2 separate regions of the Homo sapiens genome follow, and region 1 is linked to region 2. The links are chromatin loops, found by intact Hi-C in ENCODE. Cell type or tissue: testis. All regions are shown on one strand. Links, peaks and the distances in the headings refer to the core of each region. The heading gives the core; the rest is flanking DNA.

Region 1 (8,000 bases), core at 1-8,000, 51 kb after region 2:
TGCTGAAGAGCAGCAGGGAGTGACCGTGTGTGTCCATATGCATGCATGGACATGGGTGTGCATGCCCGTGAGGCCTCACCCAGTGCCCTCAGCTCCATGGTGATGTCCACGTAGCCGTGCTCAGCGCTGTAGTACATGGCCTCCTGTAGGGCCTTGGTGCGGGTCCGGCTCAGCCGCACGGGCCCCTCGCTGCCACTGCCCTGGCTCGACGCATCACTTTCCTCCACACCCTCGGCCAGGATCTCCTCCAGGGACAGCACGTCCGCTTTAGCCTGCTGTGGCTGCGTCAGGAGCTTCCTCAGGACGTTCCTGCAGGCCCAGGGATGAATGAAGGTGAGGGCTGAAGTCCCACAGGCAGTGCCCACCTGAGCTGTCCCCCAGTGCCCTCCTGCCCCGACGGGCTGCTCTGGGGTACCCGAGGGCTCGGAGTTTCATGGTCTTCCTCCTCCAGGCAGGCCAGGGGTCCCAGGGTCACCAATCCCCATATACCTCTGAGAGGCAGGGCAGGGTGCAGGGGAACCCACCCTTCTACCATCCCCGTATTGCAGAGAAGCCATAGGCTTCGGGGCTGAGCGAGCTCTGCCATCCTGGCTGTGTGACCTTAGCCAGGTCACTCTACCTCTCTGAGCCCTGACTGCTTTGGGATATATTACAGGGTGTCACTATATCACACTTTCCTGGGGCTTATGTGAGGCTGATGTAAAGGGTTTAAATGCAGAGCCTGAAACACAGCAGGTCTTTCTAAATAGCAGCTGACTATGCACGTGAAAGTGTCTAAAACACAGGAAGAGCCCAGTAAGTACTCATTTGGTCCCTTCATGTTGATAAGGATGAACTGAAGACGGATGTCATGTAGAATGTATTCATATTTATGAATGAAGACACAGAATGTTAGACCCCACAGAGGACGCTCCCCCGTGCTGCTGCTTTTAGCCTCGTGAGAGCCCAGACACATCACCGTCATAGGCGATGGATCCATCTTGCTCAAGGCCACTCCAGGTGGGGGTACAGACCCAGGACTTCTGGCTCCAAGACCCAGGCTCATTCTGTCACCTCCTGTGGCCTGGGGCTCTGGGATGGATGCAGCATGGGTGGTGCTGCAAGGTTCCTGGGGGCTGACCTGCTCCACGGCTACCCCGCAGATCCTCCTCCTACCTGCCAAGCCCATGGCCTGGAGGTGCCCTTCCAAGGACCCAAGGTCCCTCCCAAGGGCTCCTCCTCACGTGTGGACTTGCTAGTTCAGGCAGTTTACAGAGCACCTTGTTTGGGCCAGGCGCTGGCATGTGAAGGTGAACTAGCCACGGTGACTGTCCCAAGGGTCCTGTGCTCAGAGTGACAGGCAGATGAGCAGGCAGGCAGTCTCCACGCAGGGTGAAGAGGCCTCCATGGGGGATGCAGGCACTGGGTGGGGTGGAGCGGCCTAGAGGTGGTGATGTGAAAGATGGCGCCTGGAGGGTGAGGGTGGCTGGGGTGGGTGAATGTGGGGGTGGGCTGGAGACAGCTGGAGAGAAAAGCATTCTAGGGGAGGGGACCCCAGCCAGAACATGAGGCTGGTGGCAAGAATGGTGTCGGGGAACTGGAAGTAAGTGTCCTGCCTGCCAGCCCTGCTTATCCAGCCCCGCTTTTCCAGCCCCGTTTCTGCCCTGTAATAAGCCCTTGTCTGGTCTCCCTTTGCCCCTCCGTGCTGTCCCTGACTTCAGCCTGCTGCTGTCCCGCCACACCCCTGGGCAGGCCTGGTCCCCACAAAGCAAGCTCTACCATCTGCACCTGGGGCAGGGTGCAATTTTGCACCAGAAGCCTCTGCACAGCTGAGCCGTATGCTATTTGGACGTCCAAGGCCACTTGGGCACTGGAGGACCACCAGCAGGCATGGGAAGCAATGTGGTCCTGAGTGGGCTCTGGCAGCTGCAGAGTGGCATCTCACTGGGAAATGGGACGGTCTGCCCTGGGCGTCGGGAGGCCCAGGCTCCAGTCCCAGGTCTGCCAGGAATCAGCTGTGGGGCCTCCCCCATCTCTGGGCCCTGTGCAGGCTAAACTCCCCCATGTTTCTGGTTTACTAGCACACAGGCCCCCTGTTTTGGGAAAGGTCTCCGGGCCTAGCTCTTTTGCTCCCATCGGGGAAACTGAGGCTCCTGTGAGCTTAGTTCAGTGCCCTCATGTCACACAGGGTGGGAATCCCGGGCAGGTACCTGTGGCCGTGGGCAGCTGAGTGGCTGAAGCAGTTCATGTCCTCGTGGAGGGAGGAGCCCATGCCGTGGGCCTCCAGCATGCTGAGGAGGGGGTCGGCGCCTCGGCTCAGCAACAAACTGACCAGCTCATAGTTCCCTGAAAGAGAAGGTGGGCAGCACGGAGGACACTGAGACAGTAGCCGCCAGGGCAGCTGAGGCGAAAGGGAAGGGAGAGCAGGATTCTCGCAGCTCTGAGTGCTGGAATAAGTCAGTAAACCCCACACTCATCTGCATTTGGTGGACGAAGTGAAGGGAGAGGAAGAAGGCTGGCCGTGCCCTGCCCCTGCTCCCCCTCCCTGGGTCTCCAGAGGGAAGGGCCTCCCTGCCCTGCTGGGTCCTGCCAGATGCTGAGCCCAACAGAAACTGATGGGTGGGGCCAGGGGAAGCCCCCAGTGGTCCAGAGAAGGGGTTTTAAGGCCCCTGCATGGGGTCCGTGTGTGCTAAAGAGACCCCTGCACGTCCAGCTACATGCCTGGCCAGGCTGGGGGGCACTGCAGGGAAGGGTAGACAGAGCCTCCGGGTAGCAGGTGCCTACCTGCCGCAGAGGCCAGCTGCAGGGGCGTCTCCGCATAGCTGTCCTCGCCGCCGTTCACTGCCGAGCCCTCGACATGGGCACCAGCATCCAGCAGCAACTGCCAGGGGCACAGAGGAGGAGGGCACTGCTCAGCGTGGCAGGGAGCACCTGGGAAGGGCCAGGGTGCTTTCGGGGACAGGGCCTTTGCTTCTCTCCAGGCATGTGACCAAGACACAGTTCACCCCAGCAGCTGAGGAACTGGAACTTTAGAACTCCAGGTTATCCTCAGGGCTCAAAGTTTCTAGAATCTTCAACTCCATTATTGTGGTCCAAGACCAAGCCCCTAAGCTGTGAGGACCTCTGAGCTTTTTCCGTCTTTCAAATGCTTTCCCATGAACTGACTGCAGCCACCTTTCTGAGAACACATGTGGATGAGCAGCACAGAAAATGTTGCCCGCAATCTATGGTAAACCATGGCTCTGGGTGGCAGCACGTGTTGGAGTCAGAAGGAGCAGGGTGTCAGTGCTGGCCACTGGCCAATGAGTAACCCCGAGCAGGTACTTCAACTCCCAGAGCCTCAGTCTTCCTCATTCACAGAATGGGAAGAGGGGCTTGCTTCCCTTAGGCTTCTTGTCGGAGAGGTACAGCAGGTACCCCAGGAAGGCAGGTGGTGGGGCTGAAGCAGGAAGTCCCAGTCTAGGACAGCAGAGGGCCTCTCCCCATGCTAGCAAGGGCGGGCTTTGACAGGGGACAGACGGGGCAGGGTTAACAGATACCAGGCAGTTCCAGATGAGCCGGTCCTGGCTCTGCCTTGGGGCAGGGGTGGGGCCTGCATTACTCCAACTGGTGACTTTCAGCTCCCTTTCCACCTTCCCTGACCAGCTGCTCTGGAGGGAGCAACCTTCCAGCCCTCCCAGGCTCCTGAAGACCAAAGCTTCCTCCAAGCATGCATGGCAGTCTAGGGGAGCCCAACCGCCCTTCCCCTGGATACCAGGAGTGGAGTTCAGGCTGACCTCTCAGTCCCATGGACTGTGGCATGGAGGACAGACATCACTGGAGATGCAGCAGTCAGAAATCAGTCACTCCCTGTACCAGTGCCAAGGCCGTGGAGGCGGGGGCCTGCTCACTGGGGCAAAACTAGGCACGGATCCAGGCAAGCTCAGGGCACAGCCCTGCAGGCCCAGTCTGAACTGAGGTTGGGATTTTGCTCCGGTTCTTATAAGGCAAAGGCGGCAGGATGTGGTGGCCAGTGGGTAACAGCCACTCGCTGAGTCCTTGTGATAGGCTAGGGCTGTGAATCAGCCAGACACAATCCCTGCCCTCAGAGGTCTTGCAACCTAGTGGGGAGCGAGGGTGTCACGCTAACTCCCTGGAAGGGGTGCCATGAAACCCTGCGCATGCCAGCGATCTGAGGACCTGGGAGTAAGTGCACGTGGCTGGAGCCCCTGCTGGCATGGGGAGCTGCTCTGCCCACAGCTTCTGCTTCTAGAACCACCACTGTCCCCACGCCAGCACAGCTACCTGAGCTGAGGTGGGCAACCTGTGGCTTGGCTCGACGGGTGAGCCATGCCAATCCGAAACCTCTCTCAGGAACTAAGGAGGGGACAGAATTGCACAGACCCCATGATATAGAGTTGGCCCTGTAGTAGAATTCACGAGGGAGGAGAAAAGGGAAGGGTCGGAAAGGCGGCTGTAGGCGAGAAAGCTGAGTGGGACTGGGACAGCCCCCAGTGTGCCCGACACGAGAGAGAGAGAGATGCCGGGAGGGCATGACAGGACCCTAGTGCTGCCTGGACCTGGGTCTTGTTTCCTAAAATTCCATTTGTCCTTGCACTAACCCCTTTCCTTGAGGCAACTCAGGTGGGCTGCTGCTCTATCGATCAGGTGAGCTGGCCTCAAGCAGTGCCTTTGGGATCTCTGATTCAGGGCACCTGCCCACTCAGCTGAGGCTGGGGCTGTGCTTGGGGCCCAGGTCACCTGGTAAGCTGGGGGGCATGGTGTTCACCTGGCAGGAGCTCACCTGGACCACAGAGATGTGTCCATGCAGCACAGCGAATGTCAGTGAGGTCCAGTGCCGGCTGTCGGGGTGGATGGAAGGGTGCCTGGGGGAGTTGCTTGGAACCTGGAAAATACCACAAATCATCTGTGTTTTCTGGGCACCCGAGCGAAGGGAGTACCCTGCAGGGATGGTGAACCAGAGTTAACAAGTGCTTTCTACATTCGATTGATAATGTTTGCCTGGAGCACAAAGTGGACAAGGCTCAAAAAGAGAGGATAGGTATTTAATTAGCAATGTCTGCCCTGGGCAAAAGAGGGCAGATGGGGAGTGCTTTATGCTTCAGAGGGAGGCAGAGCTAGAAGTATTTGGGGATGGAAGGAATGGCTGGAGATTAGGCTGGTAAAAGGAGGAAGATATCATGAAAACAGAATCACAGCCCATCTCTCCACTCACTCCCGCCTCAGTCCACTCCTTTTCAGACAGAAAGCCCAAATCTTGAGGAGACTTCCCTGGCTAACAGTGGCCTCTGTGCATCTTGTCTTTCCGGTCTTTTGACACACATCTACTCAGTTGCCCAAAACATCACGCCCAGCGTGTTTGTTGGAGCCCTCGGAGTGATCCCTGCTGGCCTAGGGCCTGGGTGCAGCTCTGTGGGGCTTCCTCACCTGGATGTCCAAGTTTGCCCCAGCATCAATCAACATCTGGACCATCGCTTCGTCCCCAGCAGCGCAGGCGTACATCAGTGGCGTCATACCCTGAGCAAATCAAATGCACGTGCTAAACTGTTTGCAAACAGAACACAACACCATGTGCCCACAGGCCTCTGCCCCAGAAACCACAGATCGGGCACCCCGCCACCCCAGCCGAGCATCCTGTGGTCCCCCAGGCTCTGTGCTTCCTGGGCTGCTGGGCACAGGGCATGGGGAAGGTGAGTGGGGGCACTGCCATGAGCACTGCAGGACACTGGAGCAGGGCCCAGCACAGGCCGTGCAGCCAGGCTCGGTGCCAAGGTCTCCTCTGCCATGGGGAGCTGTAAACTTTATACATGTCATTTGCCCTCTCTGTGCCTCAGTTTTTTCATCTGTAAATGGGGAACCACAGCAGTATCTTATCTCCCTCAAAGGGTTGTTGTAGAGTGTGGATTAATATGTATAAAGTGCTTAGTTCAGAATGAGCTTACCTTGATTAAGAGCTATGTAATTAAAATACCAACAACACTCTCATGGCTACTATGCCATACAGCCTCATAGCCGCCATCCCAGGCCCTGTGCATGGAAATCACCCTGCTAGTGATGAGCATGCAGCATCTCCCTCCATCATCGTAATATTCCCATCCTCCCCATTTTACAGCTGAGGAGCAGAGAAGGGGAACTGACTGCCCAAAGTCACACAACTAGCGAGAGGTTGAACTCGGGGCAGGAACCAGGCCTCCATAAGCTGTGAAGCCCAAGCTTTGCGCCGTCCCACGAGACGGTAGAGGAGGCATTTGACTTCAACATCTTCTGCTACTGAGCAGTTCAGAGCATTCCTGCAAGCTGAGTCCTGCTGTCTCCCTGGGTTAGGTGGGCAGTTGGCGGGGCCGCCTCCCTGGCTGGGAATCCTCCTCTGTGGCCGGCAACAGCAAAGGCAGTGCAAACTGTTTATTCCACGGCTGGATCCCAGCAAGTGTTTGCCTGGTGTCCCGTGATGTTATTTATTAGGATATTTGTGTGTAGACAAGATCTCCTTACCTCATAAATCCTTGCCTAGTGGCCAGAGATAAAGCAATGGCCTGAGATTAATCATGGGGTGAGAGAGCTGTTTACCCACAGATCATTCTATAAATACTAAGGTTTAGGGAACAAACAGGATTGAGCACTTAGACAAAGGCCAACACCACAGAATAAAAATTTGGCTTTGTTTCATCTCCCTGCGGACAGACTTGACTTACTTTTTTCTCCACACATCTGTATACAATTTGGAGTTTAAACCAAATGACGGGCCCGGTGAGGAGACACTGCTTTTTCCCTTGTCCCTGTCCCCACGCACTCCAGACATATAAAGAGGCCAAATAAAACCAGGCCGGCTCGCAGATATCAGGCATCATCATCATATCAACAGCAATACGACTACAATAATCATCATATTGGCAATAAAAACCGGAATGAACATTTAGTGAGTGCTGACTATGTGCTGGATGCAGACTTCCCCCAACCCTATGTGTCAGGTGCTACCATCCCCCATCTTAGAGGGGAGGAAACTGAAGTGCCTCAGGGAGGCAGAGTAACTTGTTCAAGATGCTACAGCTCTTACATGGCCACTAAATCCTAGGTCTATCTGAAGCTAAAGTCCACGGGCTTCCACACTGTGCTGTTCAAGAAGGAAGACTCCACTGGGACAAAAGCTCCCACAAAGCCCGGGAACCTGTGTGGACGGAGAGGCCCCCACGAGATCCCACAGCAGCCTGTCACCTGCCACTGCCCTCTGGAAGTCCAGTGCTGGGCCTGTGGTCCTTCCCCAACCCCTGGCCTGGGTCCACGCCCTGACTGCCCCACCCCACACTCCTTATGTCCCTTTCCCTGGAATCCCTTCCTGACTCCTCTCTGCTCCGTCCCCATCCTGCCCTCCCCCAGGCTCGGCTCAACCGCTTCCAGCAGGAAGCTTCCCCTTGCAGCCCATCCCATCTGTCAGGGTCCACCCTGGCCTCACGGTCTGCCTGGAGTTTCATCACAGGCTGCATTGTGCCGTCACCTCATCTGAGAACACTGCCTTAACTCGCCACTGTCATCTAACTCCCCATGCTCTGTGTGGCCTTCCAAACCCCACAGTGCCCTTCCGCACACTGTAAGTGCTCTCAGTACAGTGTCAAATAAACACACAGGATATTCCATAGTGGTTGAGAGGCTGGGTCCAGCTGCTCAGATTCTCCACCCAGCTCTGCTCCTTACTAGTGGTGTGACCTTAGGTAAAGCAACCTCTCTGTCCCTCAATTTCCTCATCTATACAATGGGGAAAATAATAGTGCTACATCACAGGGCTGCTGTCAAGAGGAAGTGAGTTAATCTATGTGAAGCACTTAGAACAATGCATCGAACATAGTAAATGCTATATAAATGGTAGCTGTTCACAGCAAAAGTAAAAAACAAAACAGATGCGAAACTCAAGTTAAAGCCTATCTAAAACTACATCACCTCCCACATTTCCTACCCATTTTCATGCTTCATTTTAGTCCTCAGCACTTTAACATCCTCTACATTTTACATGTCTGTGTTTCTTCTTA
Region 2 (16,326 bases), core at 3,804-11,803:
GGAGGTTGAGGCAGGAGGATTGCTTGAACCCAGGAAGCAGAGGTTGCAGTGAGCCGAGATCATGCCATTGCACTCCAGCCTGGCGACAGAGTGAGACTCCGTCTCAAAAACAAACAATGCTTTGGATATTTGGATATCTCCTTATGTATTTTAGTCATTCTTCTACTTTTTTGAATATACAAGTTTCTGGCTTTTAAAAAATATTTAATAGAGGTGAATTACAGGCTTTCCAGGCTGAGGGAAGGTTTTCTCACCTCCCAAGCCTAAGGTTTCCTGAGTTTAAAACTAGAGGCTGATGTCTTCCTGTGGAGCTCGTAGAGGGTTAAGTAAGACAATACTTATAGATATGCCTAGCACAGTCCCAGGCCCCACAAAAGGCAGCCAGCTAATGTTCCTTAGACAATCTAGTGCGCATGGCCAGTTGTATTTCTTTCTCTTTTAGTAATAATTTTTCACCATGCATCGGAAAAAGGTGGATAACCGAATCCGGATTCTCATTGAGAATGGAGTAGCTGAGCGGCAAAGATCTCTCTTTGTTGTAGTTGGGGATCGAGGAAAAGATCAGGTATGGCCTGGTAAATGCTTCCTGAATTACTTTTTATCTTGTCCAAAGAATCAGCATGTTTAAGCACTCTGCTGTTTCAGGACATAATGGCATTAAGATCTCTTTGGCTGGTAAGATGCCTAGTGGGAACCTTTCTTTATTTCCTGGAAGTGGTGAATTCTCTGTATTTAGATTGATTCGCAGACAAGCTAATACCTTTTGAAGCCTGGGGTGGTGGGTTGACCACAAAGTGAACTGTATGTGACCTGGCTTCTAGTCCAAACCTGGTCATTGCTCGCCTTAGAACCTTGGGCACTTCCCTTCCCTGGCCCTCAGTTTAGTTTCCACATCCGTCAAATGAGGTCTTAAGCCTGGCGGTCTCTAAAGTCTCTTTTGTGCCTGAAATTCTGTGACTTTTTTGTTTGGCAGGTGGTAATACTTCATCACATGTTATCCAAAGCAACTGTGAAGGCTCGGCCTTCAGTGCTGTGGTGTTATAAGAAAGAGCTGGGGTTTAGCAGGTAAGCTGGGCTCTTCATGTGTTTTATCCAACTTACAATTCCTGCTCATTAGTTAAATGCCAGGAAATGATTCCTTCACATATTTTTTAAGGGTCTTTAGTGGAGGTGCTATCTCTGAGGACAAATGGAGCTGATATCCTTTCTTCATTCCTGAAAATAAGTTTCAAATCATTTTCATGCTTTTTAAGTCACCAATCCAATGCCTTGCCTTCTGCATATGGTTTTCCTTCCTGCTTTTCTAGGCTGATTAAGCCCATCTCATTGCAAGTTCCTTCAAACTGTCTTTCCTACCTCAAATTTATTCCACTTTTCACTCTCTCTCTTTTTCTCCCCTTCTTTCATGGAGGGGGTATATGCCTCATCCCATGTCCAAGGAAAACCCCTTTATGTACCCTGTGTCTCCTCCCTCACCTCTTTCAGGACCTGTATTGTCTTTCCTCTGCTGGCCACCCAATACCCTTTGGAAACTTTCTCCTTCCTGTAAACATGCTCAGATTTTTCTATTATCAAAAGCTGATTACTTACATACCCAGATTTCTCTCTCAGGTTAGCATTTCCCCCGATTTTTATTGCCATATACCTTAAAACAGAAATCTTTTGCACTTAGTAGCCACTTTTGCAGTCTGGTTTCTGCTTCTATAATTGTGATCAAATTGTGCAGTTAGACATCCCCAGCAGCTTGATGCCTAATGCGTCAACTTTTCTCTCTCTTTCTCCTCCTTTTCAGAGCTCTGCCTCTTCTTCTACCAGTTCACTGCTGTATTTGACAGTTGGCTATTTGAAGCTGTGGTAGTCAAGACTTTTAGTCATAGATAACATACTTTCAACACAAATACAATTTGGCACAAAGGGATTTCATTGAGGTATATGGGATATTTCCTGGAATCCAAGGGGATAAGATTTCAGCTCTGCTCACGGGTGATCTAGAGTCACAGTACTAATGCTCCCAGCTCAGTTTGTCATCTCAGTGTATCTGCTCTATGCAGACCAACTTTCTCACTGCAGACCAGCTTTCTGTTTTCTGTTGTCCCCCTAGCAGAAACAACACTTGCGTTTTCCTTGTTTCAGGCCCAGCCATGTGGAAATCAGACTTTTTCCCAAAATTCTGGTGGAAAAATGCCCACACCTGGCCAGAGGAGGGTGGGGTTGGTCATAGCATAATACAAAGTTGGAAGTTCTACCTACAACTTTGTGTTTGGAGAAGTTTGGATGGGGTGGGTAGTGCTGTTCCTTGGCAGATAACCACCATGGCATCACCTAAGAAATAGTCTCCTTTTTTGGCTTCAGTGTCTTTACTCAGACCACCTTCCGGAGCTCTTCTCTTTCTCTGGATCTCGTCTCCTTACTCTAAACCTAGCTGGCTTGTGCGATTCTGTCCTTGAGCCTCTTCTAATTTCCAAATGTGCTCATCTCCGATCTGACTCTGAAAGCCTGTCTCCAGCTCTGGTTGCTTTATGCTGTGACTAACCTCCCTCCTTTTCTTTGCTCATGCTGTCTCCTCTGCTTGGAATGCCACTTCCACCTCCCCGGTATCACCTATTGAAATCCTGTTTCTCAGGGCCTGCCTCCTCCGTGAAACTTTTCCTGAGCCCCCCAGTCATACCTGGTGGTTCCTCTACCTTCCTCTGCACTTGTCCTTCTCCTATAATGTTTGCCAATGGATGCTTTTGCTTTAGGGTAAAGTCACTTACATACTGTGACTTACGTTCATTTTTTTTTCTTTCCCTTTTTTTTTTTTTTTTTTTTTTTTTACTTTCAGGTGATAAGCTTATTTAGTTAGGAGCCCTCTTCTATTTATCTTTGTATTTTCATACTTTTAACTGATTTAGCATGTTTATCATAGGTACTCAGTATACATTGAGTTGGATGTGTTGTTAACAGGCTCTAAAATTATTTTAATTTAAATTAGTACCAGAGGCTAAACTTGCCCCTGTCCTGTGGTCTTAAAGTGAAGGGATTCTGCCTAAAGGAAACCAGACAATCATAAGAGCCTTACTGATGAAATGTGAAAAGTGCAGAAAACCCAAAGATGAAAATAAAAAACATCTCACTGTCTAGGCATTGTCAGCATCTAGGTGTATCTTACAGGGATGTAGTTTTGAACCATAATTGGTATTCTGTTGTATATACTCTCATATTTAGAGAGGTAGGCATTTTTAATACAGATTGAGAATAAGGCCTGTTGTCTATCCCAGAATTTTAAGTTTTTAGGGCTTCTGGTTTTCACTATTTTTCATTTGGCAAATATGAGATGGGTGTGGAATTAGGCAGTTCAAAGTCTTCTGGGCAGATTTGCCTTTTGAATTTAAACCACCTGGCTTCACTTCTAAAAATCTACTTTTGTACCTCTTATAGCTCTTCTGCCCCACCCCTGTCTTAGTCTGGCAGAGCATTGTGTTCAAGCTAATGCCTGTTTGTAAGTCACGGGCTTAAGGCCTGAGCCAGAAGGGACAGTGGAGACAAACTCACCCACTGCCTTGGTTCATAGATGAGGAAGTGGAGGCCCACAGGAGGAAAGGCCTTTGTTCTAGCTATTAAGTTAGAGAACTATGGTAAAATTTTGATCAGCTGTAATCCTCCATTCTAGAACATTCTAATTCTCTCTTTTGGTAAAGGAAAGGTAAGTAGCAACTGGATATGCAGGGTTTTTAAGACCAAAAAAATTCAGGAATTCCTTAGAGATGTCCAGATTCCATTCTGATCCCTGTGTCCTGTATCATTATTGTCTTATGTAAGACCTGCCCTTGAAGACATAATCCCACATTCTCGGGGAGGAAGTCCTCTAGGAAGGATGAATAAAGTAACGTGCCATCACCTTGTCTTTCCTAGGATCTCTGGGGAACAGCACAGTGTAGTTGAAGCATTGGCTTATGACTGAGATAATGAGGCCACTCAGGTTTGGTTTCAAGCTCTGGCTTTGGCCAAATGTGAGGGTTAGCTACCCTATTACCCATCTTTTAAAGCAAAGTATTTGCTCAAGGTCACAGGGCAAAATAGCAGAGTTCACACATAGACTTATCACTTACTCCAAGCCCTTAAGCACTCTAATGCCTCTCATGCCTCTCCACTGCCCTCCACCTGAAGTGGGCCTCACACTTTCAAGTTCCCTACTAGCTCTGAAAGTCTAAGTGGGTGATCACTGAGCCTTTCCCCTGGTTCCAGCTCTTTAGCTGCTCTGGTTAACTGGCTCTCATGGGATTGGGGGTGTGTGATTGCAGTCACCGGAAGAAAAGAATGCGACAGCTGCAGAAGAAAATAAAGAATGGAACACTGAACATAAAGCAGGACGACCCCTTTGAACTCTTCATAGCAGCCACAAACATTCGCTACTGCTACTACAACGAGACCCACAAGATCCTGGGCAATACCTTCGGCATGTGTGTGCTGCAGGTGGGTGGCTTCCTCTAACCTGTGATTGAAGTCAGAGTCTTGAGGGTTGCTTGGGCTGCCTGGCTTTCCACTGGGAACAGATGTACAGTAAGGAGAGGAGAGTCCCATGTTCCCTATGCCCAAGCATTATTAGTGGAAGTCCTGGCCACTTTCCAAAGTACACTCGGTCACCTACCCCATATAAAAAGAGAATTTTAAATCAGCACTTGTCTAGAGACACCAGAACTGAAGTGATGAGTTATTATAACGGGTTCTAACTAGCTAAAGCTGATAAAGCAAATGCCAGAGACTTTGAGTGCCTCTAGGACCCTAGGTCCTTATTGGCATTCACCAAAGACTTTTTTTGTCCAGTGAGCAATGGGACTTGTTTTCCAACCGGATATAGACCAATGCACTTAAATGTCCTGTCCAGAGTGCCTGAGTGGCATACCCACCATGAAGGCCCCTCTCCCCTTTTCTAGCCCTTAAAAACCCCTCACTTTACCTCTCAGAGACTACTTGGTGAATTTCTGCACTGGTGTGTATTCTCTTGCCTGGCAAGTTAATAGACTAAGTTTCACTTTGTGTGTGTGTGTGTGCATGTGTGTGTAAGCACTGGTGGTCTTTGTTTTATTCTTTGTTTCTTTGATTCCTGTGCCACCTCCCTTCCCCATTCTCCCAAAAAAGACAAGACAAAATTAAGCACAAATCCTCACATTTTTGTGTGTTTATCATATACACTTACAACTGTGCCCATTATTATGTCAAGTTACATACCTTGCAAAATATGGGTTGTCTCCTATACTGCTGGCTTGCATCTCACCTTGGAGGCCAAGAAAGAGGGCATTATGCCTCATTTTCACCTTTACTCAGGGAAATGCCCTGGGTTATCACTGATTGGTAGGGAGTGGTCTTCTACTTGCTGCCATGATCAATTGCCTGAATAATGACTCCTGTGAGCAGTAGCTCCCCCATGTAGTATAGTTTTGTCAAACAGGTTTGAGCTATAAATGTCAGAAAATGTAAGATGTTTCTGAAATTCAAGTATGAATCAGTGAAGGTTGGAAAATTTGTTTCCAAATAGGATTTTATCAGAGACATTTTTGACATATAAAACTAACAACGTCTCTAATAAGAGACCCGTTTTTGGCATATAAAACCAGGTATTCGTATATTCGAGGGTTTGGCCCTCTTCTGTGGTACCCCTGTGTGTGTATCCTGGGAAGTCAAGGTGGGAACAGGTATGGTCTTGGCTTTGTGCTCTGAAGTCTTCTTTTTGCCTTATCACCTGGCTTTTGGTTAAGAGTCCCTTGGGTTGGGCCAGGCGCGGTGGCTCATGCCTGTAATCCCAGCACTTTGGGAGGCTCAGGTGGGTGGTGAGCCAAGATTGCGCCACTGCACTCCAGCCTGGGCGACAGAGCAAGACTCCATCTCAAAAAAAAAAAAAAAAAAAAAAAAGTCCTTTGGGTTGCTATTTGCATGACCAGCCCTTTCTAACGCCCCCTTCTTCCAGGATTTTGAAGCCTTAACTCCAAACTTGCTGGCCAGGACTGTAGAAACAGTGGAAGGTGGTGGGCTAGTGGTCATCCTCCTACGGACCATGAACTCACTCAAGCAATTGTACACAGTGACTATGGTAAGCATCTGTTTTTTAACTTAATTGTGAGGGTTCAAGTAAATCTGTTTTTGCTGTGTTCTGCTTTCTTTAAAGAATTCCTGTTGGGCAGCTCCAGTGAGTAGTCAGCACAGCCTCTGGGCTAAGAGCTCTTTGATTTTAACTAATGAAAAAGTCACTACAGTTAAATCTCAGGGTCCATGAGTATGCCTAGGAATCTCTGAATTTCACCTTTGTTTTCAGGCACTTGCAAATTCTACACCAGTGAGATTCAGATATGATACAGCTTTTATGTAGTTAAATTTTCTGGAATGATATTGTACAAGGAGCAATGCCAGTGCCTAAATTTGTGTATTGCAAAAAAAGGACCATGTGCAGACTGCTCACTGGCCCTTATCCTAATGGATGACGAAGGAACATTTGCCAGTTGTACTCCAGTTTGGCAAGAATTTCAACTCCAGCAGAGATTGTGTTCTCCCAAAGCAAAAGACACTGACTGAGGACATGGTGAGGAATTAGGGATATGTCTCACCTGATGCAGAGCTGGTCTCCTCACTTTATCAGCGTTGCCAAGTCAGTGTTCAGAGGCAAGTTTTAAGTCATGCCCATGTCCAGCAGCTCAGTAATGGTGGTCGGATTGGACTTAGGGTTTCCTGAGCTGCATTTATCTGATGAAATGGACTTTCCTCAAATCTTAGGGGCTGTTTCCTGTCATTACTTCTCCCTTCATCACTTGCACTACAGCCCTTTTGGCCTCCTCAAATGTCCTCAGACATGCCCAGCACACACTCCTGCGAGGGCCTCGGCACTTGCTGTTCCCACTGGAATGTGCTTCCTCTGGACCTCTGCCTGGCTCGCTTCCTCATTGCATTCAAGCCCCTGCTCAGATATCACCTCATCCATGTGGTCTTTCCTCACACCCTGTTTACAGTAGGCAGCTCCGCCTGTCACTCCTTAACCGGCTTTATTTTTCTTCAAAGCACTTGACAATGACCTAAAGTTATTATTATTATTTGTCTGTCCTCCTGTACTAGTCTCTAAATTTCACTGGAGGGCCGATCACAGTGGCTCACGCCTGTAATCCTAGCACTTTGGGAGCCTGAGGTGGGCGGATCACCTGAGGTCAGGAGTTTGAGACCAGCCTGGCCAACATGGTGAAACCTCGTCTCTACCAAAAATACAAAAAAAATTAACCAGGTGTGGTGGTGCACACCTGTAATTCCAGCTACTAGGGAGGCTGAGGCAGGAGAATTGCTTGAACTCAGGAGGCGGAGGTTGCGGTGAGCTGAGGTCACGCCACTGCACTCCAGCCTGGGCAACAGAGCAAGACTCCGTCTCAAAATAAATAAATAAGTAAATAAATTTGATGGGAACAGAGAGTTAGTTTTCTTTGCTGTTGCATTTCCAGATCTTAGAAGAGTTCCTGGCATTTAGTAAGCATTCCTTAGATAGTTGAGAGTGAATGAATGACTTTGTGCTCACATCAGTTTGTTCTTCCTCTCCCTCTGACATAGCTACCTACTTACCCTTCAGGCCTCAGCTTATCTCAGAGAGGCCCTCCCTCACTACCCTACATAAGTGACCCCCACTTGCTATCCGTGCAGTCTATATTTCATATGTAGCATTTGTCAAAATTTGTATTTATCTACTAATTTTTCTTCCTCCATCCATTATACTCCAAGTGCCATGAGAACAGAGGTCATGCTTTGTTCATTAGTGTATGCACAGCATATCTGGCACACAGCATGCCAATTTTATGAAATAAATGAATATAACTTAGGATGCTAGGAAAAATGTGGAAAAGTGAAAGATTTTAATAAGCAACGTTGCATTCAGTGTCTGATCCCAGTTTCAGCAAATACCATTTGGCACAGCAGTGTGTGTGGGAGTGATTTTGTTTCCAGCAAGATTGCCCATGTCTCCTTGGATAGAGCTTTGTATTTGGACCCTGGTCCTCAGCACTGTTTGCATGCCTTTGTTAATGGATGTTGTCTTTCTTTGTTAGGATGTGCATTCCAGGTACAGAACTGAGGCCCATCAGGATGTGGTGGGAAGATTTAATGAAAGGTAATTCTATAGTTCCCCCCAATTGTGGGGCAGCCACATTGGGAGGGACATTTTTATCTTGGACTCAACTGAAAACTTTGCTTTTATATTGGGGAAAGTAGTACAATATTCCAAAAATGATGAGATTCTTGACAGCAGCAGCAGTTGTGAGACTAACTGGAAGCAGTGAAACGTGGTGGAAAGTTGGAGCCAGGAAACCTCAATTTTGTCTTGCTGCTGGCCTTGACAGCTCAGTTAAACCAGGTTACTCTCTCTGGTTCTTAGCTTACTCATCTTTTAAATGAGTGATTTTTCTGGATCACTGCTTCCCAGAAGATATTTCATAGAGCAGTAGTCTTTCCAAACTTTTTATTATGAATATGACGTACTGGCATAGTAAAAATGATTAAGAGAAATATGGGAGGTGGGGTGAGATGTAATTAGAGGCAGAAAAAGGCGACAAAGTGTTTCTTCTGAGCAAAGGAACACCCATAATTTCAAATATGGTGTACGGTTTGTTATCTGAAATTAAATTTGTATGTATTTATTTTTATTTTATTTATTTATTTTTTTGAGATGGAGTCTTGCTGTGTTGCCCAGGCTGGAGTGTAGTGGTGCGATTTTGGCTCACTGCAACCTTTGCCTCCCAGGTCGAGTGATTCTCCTGTATCAGCCTCCCGAGTAGCTGGGATTACAGGTGCCCGCCACCACACTCGGCTAATTTTTTGTATTATTATTATTATTTTTTTGAGACAGAGTCTCGCTCTGTTGCCCAGGCTGGAGTACAGAGACACGATCTTGGCTCACTGCAACCTCTGCCTCCCGCATTCAAGCAATTCTTGTGCCTCAGCTTCCCAAGTAGCCGGGATTACAGGAGCCCACCACCATGCCTGGCTAATTTTTGTATTTTTAGTAGAGACAAGGTTTCACCATGTTGGCCAGGCTGGTCCTGAACTCCTGACCTCAAGTGATCTGCCCCACTCAGTCTCCCAAAGTGCTAGGATTGCATGTATGAGCCACCGTGCCTGGCCATTTTTTGTATTTTTAGTAGAGGTGGGGTTTTCACTGTGTTGGCCAGGCTGGTGTCGAACTCCTGACCTCAAGTGATCTGCTCACTTTGGCCTCCCAAAGTGCTGGGATTACAGGCGTGAGCCACCGTGCCCGATCATAGAACACTAGTCTTTTAAGAGGGAACATATGAGGAGGGTTTGGCCATATATGTCTGGGAAACACCTATACCGTTTTTTCCTTTATGAAGATTTGCCCCAGCCTGTTGTAATCTCTGAAAAGTCTTGCAGCAGCAGGGACCTGTTTAACTGATTGTTTCCCAAATTTATTTTACCAAAAAAATTTATTTTTTTGAGGGGTGTGGGAACACCAGTTAGCACCCTGTGAAACACCTTAGGAAATTTTGACCTAAATCAGTGGTTCTCATCTGGAGCCATTTGGCCCCCTGGGGACATTTGGCAATGTCTGGAAATGTTTTGATCGTAATGACTTTGGGAGGGTGGTGGTGGGTGCCGTGGGCATCCGGTGGGTAGAGGCCAGGGATGCTGCTGAACAACTGGTGGTGCACAGGACAGCTCCACACCAAAGAATTATCTGGTCCAAAATGTCAGTAGTGCTGAGGTGTAGAAATCCGAGCCTTGATGAACCCTGGGGGCCTTTCTCATTTTAACCATCTGTGATGCACTAAGTCAGTAGAATGAGCAGATCAGGAGGAGCAGCTGTGTGCTACTGAATACAACAGAAGCCTATGAAATCCTTTTCTTGCAGTGGGAGGATGTTTGAATTTTATAGTCAAACGCATTTTTTTCCCTGCTTGCAAGAACGTTTGTATTGTATTTCTTTGGGGAGCTTTCCTTTCACCTTCTTCCTTTTTTTTCTTTTTCCTAGTGACAAAAGATGAATTCATTTGTATTTTTTCCCTGTGTGACTGGTGATCATATGGGGGTTGGGTTTGGAATTCCCCATTTAAGGATGGCCTGAAACACCTCAGTGCTAAAGAGCAAGCCTGGGAGGATGAGGAGAGGGCCACGTGGTGTAGGGAATAGTGGCAGTCATGCACAACAGGAGGGCTTCTAATTGATCTCCTGGGATGAGTCCTTGGTTTTCTGATTTGCTGTATAAAGTATGTTCAGGTGCCTTGTGGAGGAGGTGCTGAATCATCTCACACTGCTCTCCAACTAGGTTTTAGCTTTTTCTGGCTTTCTTAGAGACACTTGGGGCCAGTTAATTTTTTTGAAGAAAAGTTATACTCTGTATAGACATTGCATGCCCTCCCCAACACTTCATTGCAGCGGTTTTGTATCTCAGGTTTATTCTGTCTCTGGCCTCTTGTAAGAAGTGTCTCGTCATTGATGACCAGCTCAACATCCTGCCCATCTCCTCCCACGTTGCCACCATGGAGGCCCTGCCTCCCCAGACTCCGGTGAGTCTGTGCTGGGGTCCAGGAATCTGGGGGAGGCTACGTTTTCTGTGTTGTTCCTCCTGTGACAGTGACAGACCTTCCCCTTCTCCTCTCTCTGGTAGGATGAGAGTCTTGGTCCTTCTGATCTGGAGCTGAGGGAGTTGAAGGAGAGCTTGCAGGACACCCAGCCTGTGGGTGTGTTGGTGGACTGCTGTAAGACTCTAGACCAGGTGAGTGTGGTGCTCAGCACTTCCAACACAAAGGTAGTAAAACATAGCATACGGAGCGTAACAGAAGCCAAGGTACGTTGACTCAAGACCCAGACCCTCCCTGGAGAAGGGGACTTTTCCCCTTGCTCATACTCGTGTGTGCTCAGCAACAGTAGGGCTATTTCATGTTGTGTGGGTTCCCAAAAGAAGTCTGGGGATTACCTCCCCCTAGTCAGGCTACAGATAGAGCAGATGAATTATTATTATTATTATTTTTTAAAAGACGGAGTCTCACTCTGTCACCCAAGCTGGAGTGCAGTGGCATGATCACGGCTCACTGTAACTTCGAACCCCTGGCCTCAAGCAGTTCTCCTGCCTCAACCTCCTAAGGTGCTGAGATTACAGGCATGATCCACTACATCTGGACAGATTACATTGAAAGAGGAATCCTCTCACCACTTTTTCCAAGAGAGGGCAACATACCTGTGTTCTGAAATTTCAGTTAAGTTTTGATGATATAAAGGCTTTTGCCTATAGCTTATTCAGAAGTGAGAGGAGAACTTGAGGCCCCTAGTCTGGTATTTACCCTGGTTCCAGTGCGAGGCCTGATGAGGGCCCTCTGGGGTAATACGTACCTGGTCTTTGAGTGCAAATAGCAGGCTGGGTGAGAGCTTACAGGTTGCATTTCTGTGCTCATTGAGGTGGTCTGCACTGGTAAACTTGGCTTCTCTGGTGGTTCCTGGGCCATGATGGGAACTGACTGGGCACAGCCCAGAGGTCTTTGAACTGTCAGGTGTGTTCAGGGTTCTAGGTCACCCTGAGCCAAATGAGCAGCATGGGTCGCTGCCCTTGAGAGGGAAGATAGCTGCAGTGACACCTCCCGCTTAGGGCTGAGTCCCAGCAGGCTGGCTTCCCTTTTCATTCTGGAAATATGATCAGCAGCTACATAGCTCTCTATGCAGCTCCAGCTGCAGGCCCTAGGCTTTTTTGATTCACTTCCTGGTACCCTCTTTATCACAAAAGAGAAGGAGTGAGTGATAGGATAAAGCAGGAGAAACTGATTCTAGTTAAGTAGTGTTATAAGAAAACAAATGGCCTATGACCAAAAAAAACCAAAAAGTTAATAGAAAAAGAGTACATAAAAAAATAAGAAGTGGTGTTTCCACTTGGCAGTTTCACTCTGCAGAAACAACTGCTATTAACAGTTTATTATGTATCCTGCTGCCTCTTTTTTCATGCACATAAATGAATTAAATGCGAAGGGGTCATACTACAGAGTGTAAGTGGTCCCCTGTTAGACATTTCGATTGATTCCAGCATTTCCACTGTTAGAAACAGTGCTCTTAGGGGATTCTTACAGATAAGTCTGTGGGCACTATATTTAGGATACGTTTCCAGAAGAGAAGTTGCTGGATGAGAGGTTGTGTGTATTCAAATGGGTGTTGTACCAGTTGATGGAACTATCCAGTGTGTGGAAATGCCTTTTTCTCTACACCCTCGCAGCCGTGATTCCTAGTAAACTTGTAAGTCTTTACTAATCTGATATGAGAACATAGGACCGTTTTAATTTGTGTTGCTGCTTTAATTAGGAGAGAGGAGGGTACCTTCTTCATATAATTATTGGTCATCTGTTGTTTTGTTGTTGTTGTTGTTGCTGTTGGTTTTTTTTTTTTTTTTTTTTGGTGAGCCGGTCTGCTTATTTCCTCTGCCCACTTTTTACTTGGATTTTGGCCTTTTTTGTATTGGTTCTTCATTTTAGGATGCATTTTAGTCTAGATTTGGTACCATTCTGTTATGTCATTGGATTTTTCAGAGTTTATAACTTCTATAATATAAAACAAAATGATAAAATACAGCCTTCAGGCAAGGCCAAGTTAAATACGACCTGGATTCCCTTTGAGTATTTTCATCTGGAGAAACTCTGGCTTCCTGAAGCCTCTCCCCTTCCATCTACCTTGGCCTGTGTCTCTTCAGTGTCTTCTTAGCATCATTGCCTAGGCAAGCATGACAACTTCTCAGGACCATCTGGCCTTCTTCCCACCCTCAAACACCTATTCCCAGCACAGATCCAGCTGAGGAGCAAAGTTTGGCCCCTAAGTAGTTAGTGGCTCCTGTCCTTCAGTGTCACTGGCATCTTGCTTTTACTTCTAGGCGCTCCTGTAGGCACTGGGGGCCCAGCAGTAGACAAGAGGGATGCACCTGCTTCATGGAGCTTGCCTCCTAGTGAGATGAGACAGTCAGTAAATAAAAGACATGAGCAGACCATATGGTGAAGCAGAAGATGCTACGTACAATGGGAAGAAAGAAAAAGTTGCAAAGAGGGATAGGGCATGCCAGATGAGGGTGGGGCGCTGTGGTTCTACATACAGGGGCAGGGGTGGCCTCATGTAGGAGGTGATTTTGGAGCCAAGCCATGAAGGAGGCGAGGTGAGGAAACAAGCCCTGTGGCTCTTGGGGAGCCACTGCTTCAGGCAGAGGAAGCAGCATGTGCATGGGCCTGGGGGAGGGGTGTCCCTCCGGTGTCCTAGGCCTGGCAGGGAGGCTGAGGGGCTGAAGCAGGGTGAGTAGGGGTGGAGGAGGAGATTTTTGGAGGATCTTTCAGGCCACTGGCAGGGCTTTCACACTTACTCTATAACAGATGGGAGCAGTGGAGGCTTTTATGCCCATAGTCTCCTTTCAGCACAGCTGCCAGAGGCATCCCCAGGCTTCTTTTTAAGAGGATCGTCTGGCTGCTGTGTTGAATATAGACTGGTGGAGTGAGGGTGGCAGCAGGAAGACTGATCAGGAGGCTGCTGTCATGATGGAAGAAGGATAGGGTGGTGGCTTTGAGCAGAGCAGTAGAGGAGGATAGTGGTGTAAGTAAGAAATGGTAGGATTTTATATATGTTTTGGAGGTAACAGGATTCGCTGACGAATCAAGTTATCAGGGAAGAATTGAGGAGGCTTTGGCCCAAGCAGTTGAACAGTTAGATGGGGAAGACTAGGTGGAGGAGGTTTGGGGCAACTTTAGGCGTTCAGTTTAAAGTTTGAGATCTGTAGTGTACAAATGGGAATGTACAGGAAGCAGTTGCATGTGTATAAAAGTCTGGTGTGGGCCAGCCAGGTGTGGTGGCTCACGCCTGTAATCCCAGCACTTTGGAAGGCTGAGGTGAGCGGATCACGAGGTCAAGAGATTGAGATCATCCTGGCCAACATGGTGAAACCCCGTCTCTACTAAAAATACAAAAATTAGCTGGGCATGGTGGTGTGCGCCTGTAATCCTAGCTACTTGGGAGGCTGAGGCAGGAGAATCACTTGAACCCAGGAGGTGGAGGTTGAAGTGAGCTGAGATCATGCCACTGCACTCCAGCCTGGTGACAGAGCGAGACTCTGTCTCAAAAAAAAAAAAAAAAAAAAAAAAGGTCTGGTGTGGACCAGGTGCCATGGCTCACCCCTGTAATCCCAGCACTTTGGGAGGCTGAGGCAGGCGGATCGCCTGAGGTTAGGAGTTCGAGACCAGCCTGCCCAACATGGTGAAACCCTGTCTCTACTAAAAATATAAAAACTAGCTGGGCGTGGTGGCAAGCGCCTGTAATCTCAGTTACTCAGGAGGCTGAGGCAGGAAAATCGCTTGAACCTGGGAGGTGGAGGTTGCAGTGAGCCGAGATCGCACCATTGCACTCCAGCCTGGGCAACAAGAGTGAAACTCCATCTCAGAAGGAAAAAAAAAGTCTGATGTGCAGGGAAGTGGTCCAGACTGAAGCTGTAAATTTGAGTTATCAGCATCTATTAAAAATTGGTACCAAAGGCCTTGAGACTGAAATGAGATGACCAAGGGAGTGAGAAGTCCAGGTGCTGAGCAGTGCTTTCTGGCCTGCAAGAACTGCCGCCCTCTTATTTAGCCTGGCATCAACCTCACTTCTCCACAGTGATGGTGATGAATGGTGGAAACTTGGGTCTTTCTTGGAGTTCACCTAATATGTTTCTGTTTCCACAGGCCAAAGCTGTCTTGAAATTTATCGAGGGCATCTCTGAAAAGACCCTGAGGAGTACTGTTGCACTCACAGCTGCTCGAGGACGGGGAAAATCTGCAGCCCTGGGATTGGCGATTGCTGGGGCGGTGGCATTTGGGTAAGGGGATTCAGTCCCCCATCTTTAGGAACTCTGGGCTCTGTGGGGGTAGTGTGCAGGGTTGGGGTCAGAGGACTGGTATCTCACGTTCCTAGTTCTGAGTTCTGAGTGGGTTCAGTGTGTGATTTCTCTAGGTCTTGATTTCCTGCCAGGAAACAGCAGCACTGTTTCCCCAACCCACCCTAAAGGTGCATGTTTACTTGTGTGTACACACAGACACATATATACCAGGGCCTTTGTAATCACTATTTACAGTTGAACAAACATGCAGAGGCAAAGAAATGGGAGTAAGAAACTTTACAACTCAGGGCATGAGAATGTGTATGACCAGCCTTGCTGACTGAGAAAAGTACAAGTTTGACATTTTAATGATTTTGATTAAAAGAAGCTTTCTTTGGCTTCTGAGGAGCTGGTTTTAGGTGTGATGTTAGTTTCTGTTTTTTTCTACTGGGTTTGGAAGATACATGCAGCTGCCAATAGAGTATGTTCTTCCAACTTCTCGGCCATAATAATGAACCTAGAACTTACTGTGTTTGCCTTTGTGCATTATCTTCCTTGGTGCTCTTTAGAGCTCTGTGGGCATTTTATAGATGAATCAACCTAGGTTTGGGGAGTTCCAGTGATTTACCCAAGATCCCCCAGCAAGTCAGTGCTGATAGAGCTGGGGCTTGAGCTTAGCTCCTGACTCCTTGTCCTTCGTTCTTCCTGCTGCTCTAGCTGTAACAGTCAGCCTCTTAGCCATTAGCATCTGCTGTTAGCATCCTTTATACTCAGCAAGGCAAAGCTAACTTGGAGGTTAGCTTTGGCCTTGGCCTGAGCACCGATTGAGCTCCCCAGCTTCACCATTTGAAAGCGTCAGCACAGCTAGTGATGAGCATGAAACTACTTCTTGTAGCAGTGCACTGGATTGGGAAGCAGTCTGTCTGTTCTGCACACCGAGGGCGTTGTCTCCACAGTGCTTCTAAGCAGCTTGCTTTCACAGATGTTGGTAGCTAAATGTCTGGAGTTGCTTTACTTTCCTTCCCAAAAGGTGTCCTGACTTTTTCCCTTGCTGTTACCTCTGGTTATCACCTTTGGGACAGGAGCAAACAAAAATATTTTCTTTTTTAAATTGTTTCTTTAAGATGTTCCTAATTTCTTAAAAATCCTTCTTTTATTTTGTTCTGTAGGTACTCCAATATCTTTGTTACCTCCCCAAGCCCTGATAACCTCCATACTCTGTTTGAATTTGTATTTAAAGGATTTGATGCTCTGCAATATCAGGTAGGAAATTTGGATTAAGAATTTTTATTTTGGACCTGGTGTGGTGGCTCACGCCTGTAATCCCAGCACTTTGGGAGGCCGACGCGGGCGGATCACCTGAGGTCGGGAGTTGGAGACCAGCCTGACCAACATAGAGAAACCCCGTCTCTACTAAAAGTACAAAATTAGCCGGGTGTGGTGGCGCATGCCTGTAATCCCAGCTACTTGGGAGGCTGAGGCAGGAGAATCGCTTGAACCCG

Evidence for each region. A loop is a pair of places that touch in the nucleus more often than their neighbours do. Peaks named below come from ENCODE experiments on the same cell type or tissue, not always from the same donor. Only the 100,000 strongest peaks of a DNase experiment are listed, where the experiment ranks them.
Region 1: it touches region 2 in a loop (2.3-fold over the local background); 4 of 110 quality-filtered maps call a loop at or near these places.

What each region holds. Positions count from the first base shown.
Region 1 is chr11:34,162,497-34,170,496 of GRCh38, forward strand. It overlaps ABTB2 (ankyrin repeat and BTB domain containing 2), which reads right to left. Exons shown (of 17, transcript NM_145804.3): 6 at 5,407-5,496; 7 at 4,763-4,864; 8 at 2,764-2,860; 9 at 2,190-2,325; 10 at 80-309. Among named protein-coding and RNA genes, the nearest start is that of NAT10, 61 kb to the left of the region's middle. In testis, for the core only: no CTCF peak of the experiment used is centred there; a DNase peak (open chromatin) is centred at 3,865.
Region 2 is chr11:34,107,769-34,124,094 of GRCh38, forward strand. It overlaps NAT10 (N-acetyltransferase 10), which reads left to right. Exons shown (of 29, transcript NM_024662.3): 2 at 443-565; 3 at 974-1,065; 4 at 4,284-4,455; 5 at 5,948-6,070; 6 at 8,055-8,116; 7 at 10,412-10,526; 8 at 10,628-10,735; 9 at 14,691-14,824; 10 at 15,994-16,087. The coding sequence starts at 458. Among named protein-coding and RNA genes, the nearest start is that of NAT10, 10 kb to the left of the region's middle. In testis, for the core only: no CTCF peak of the experiment used is centred there; no DNase peak of the experiment used is centred there.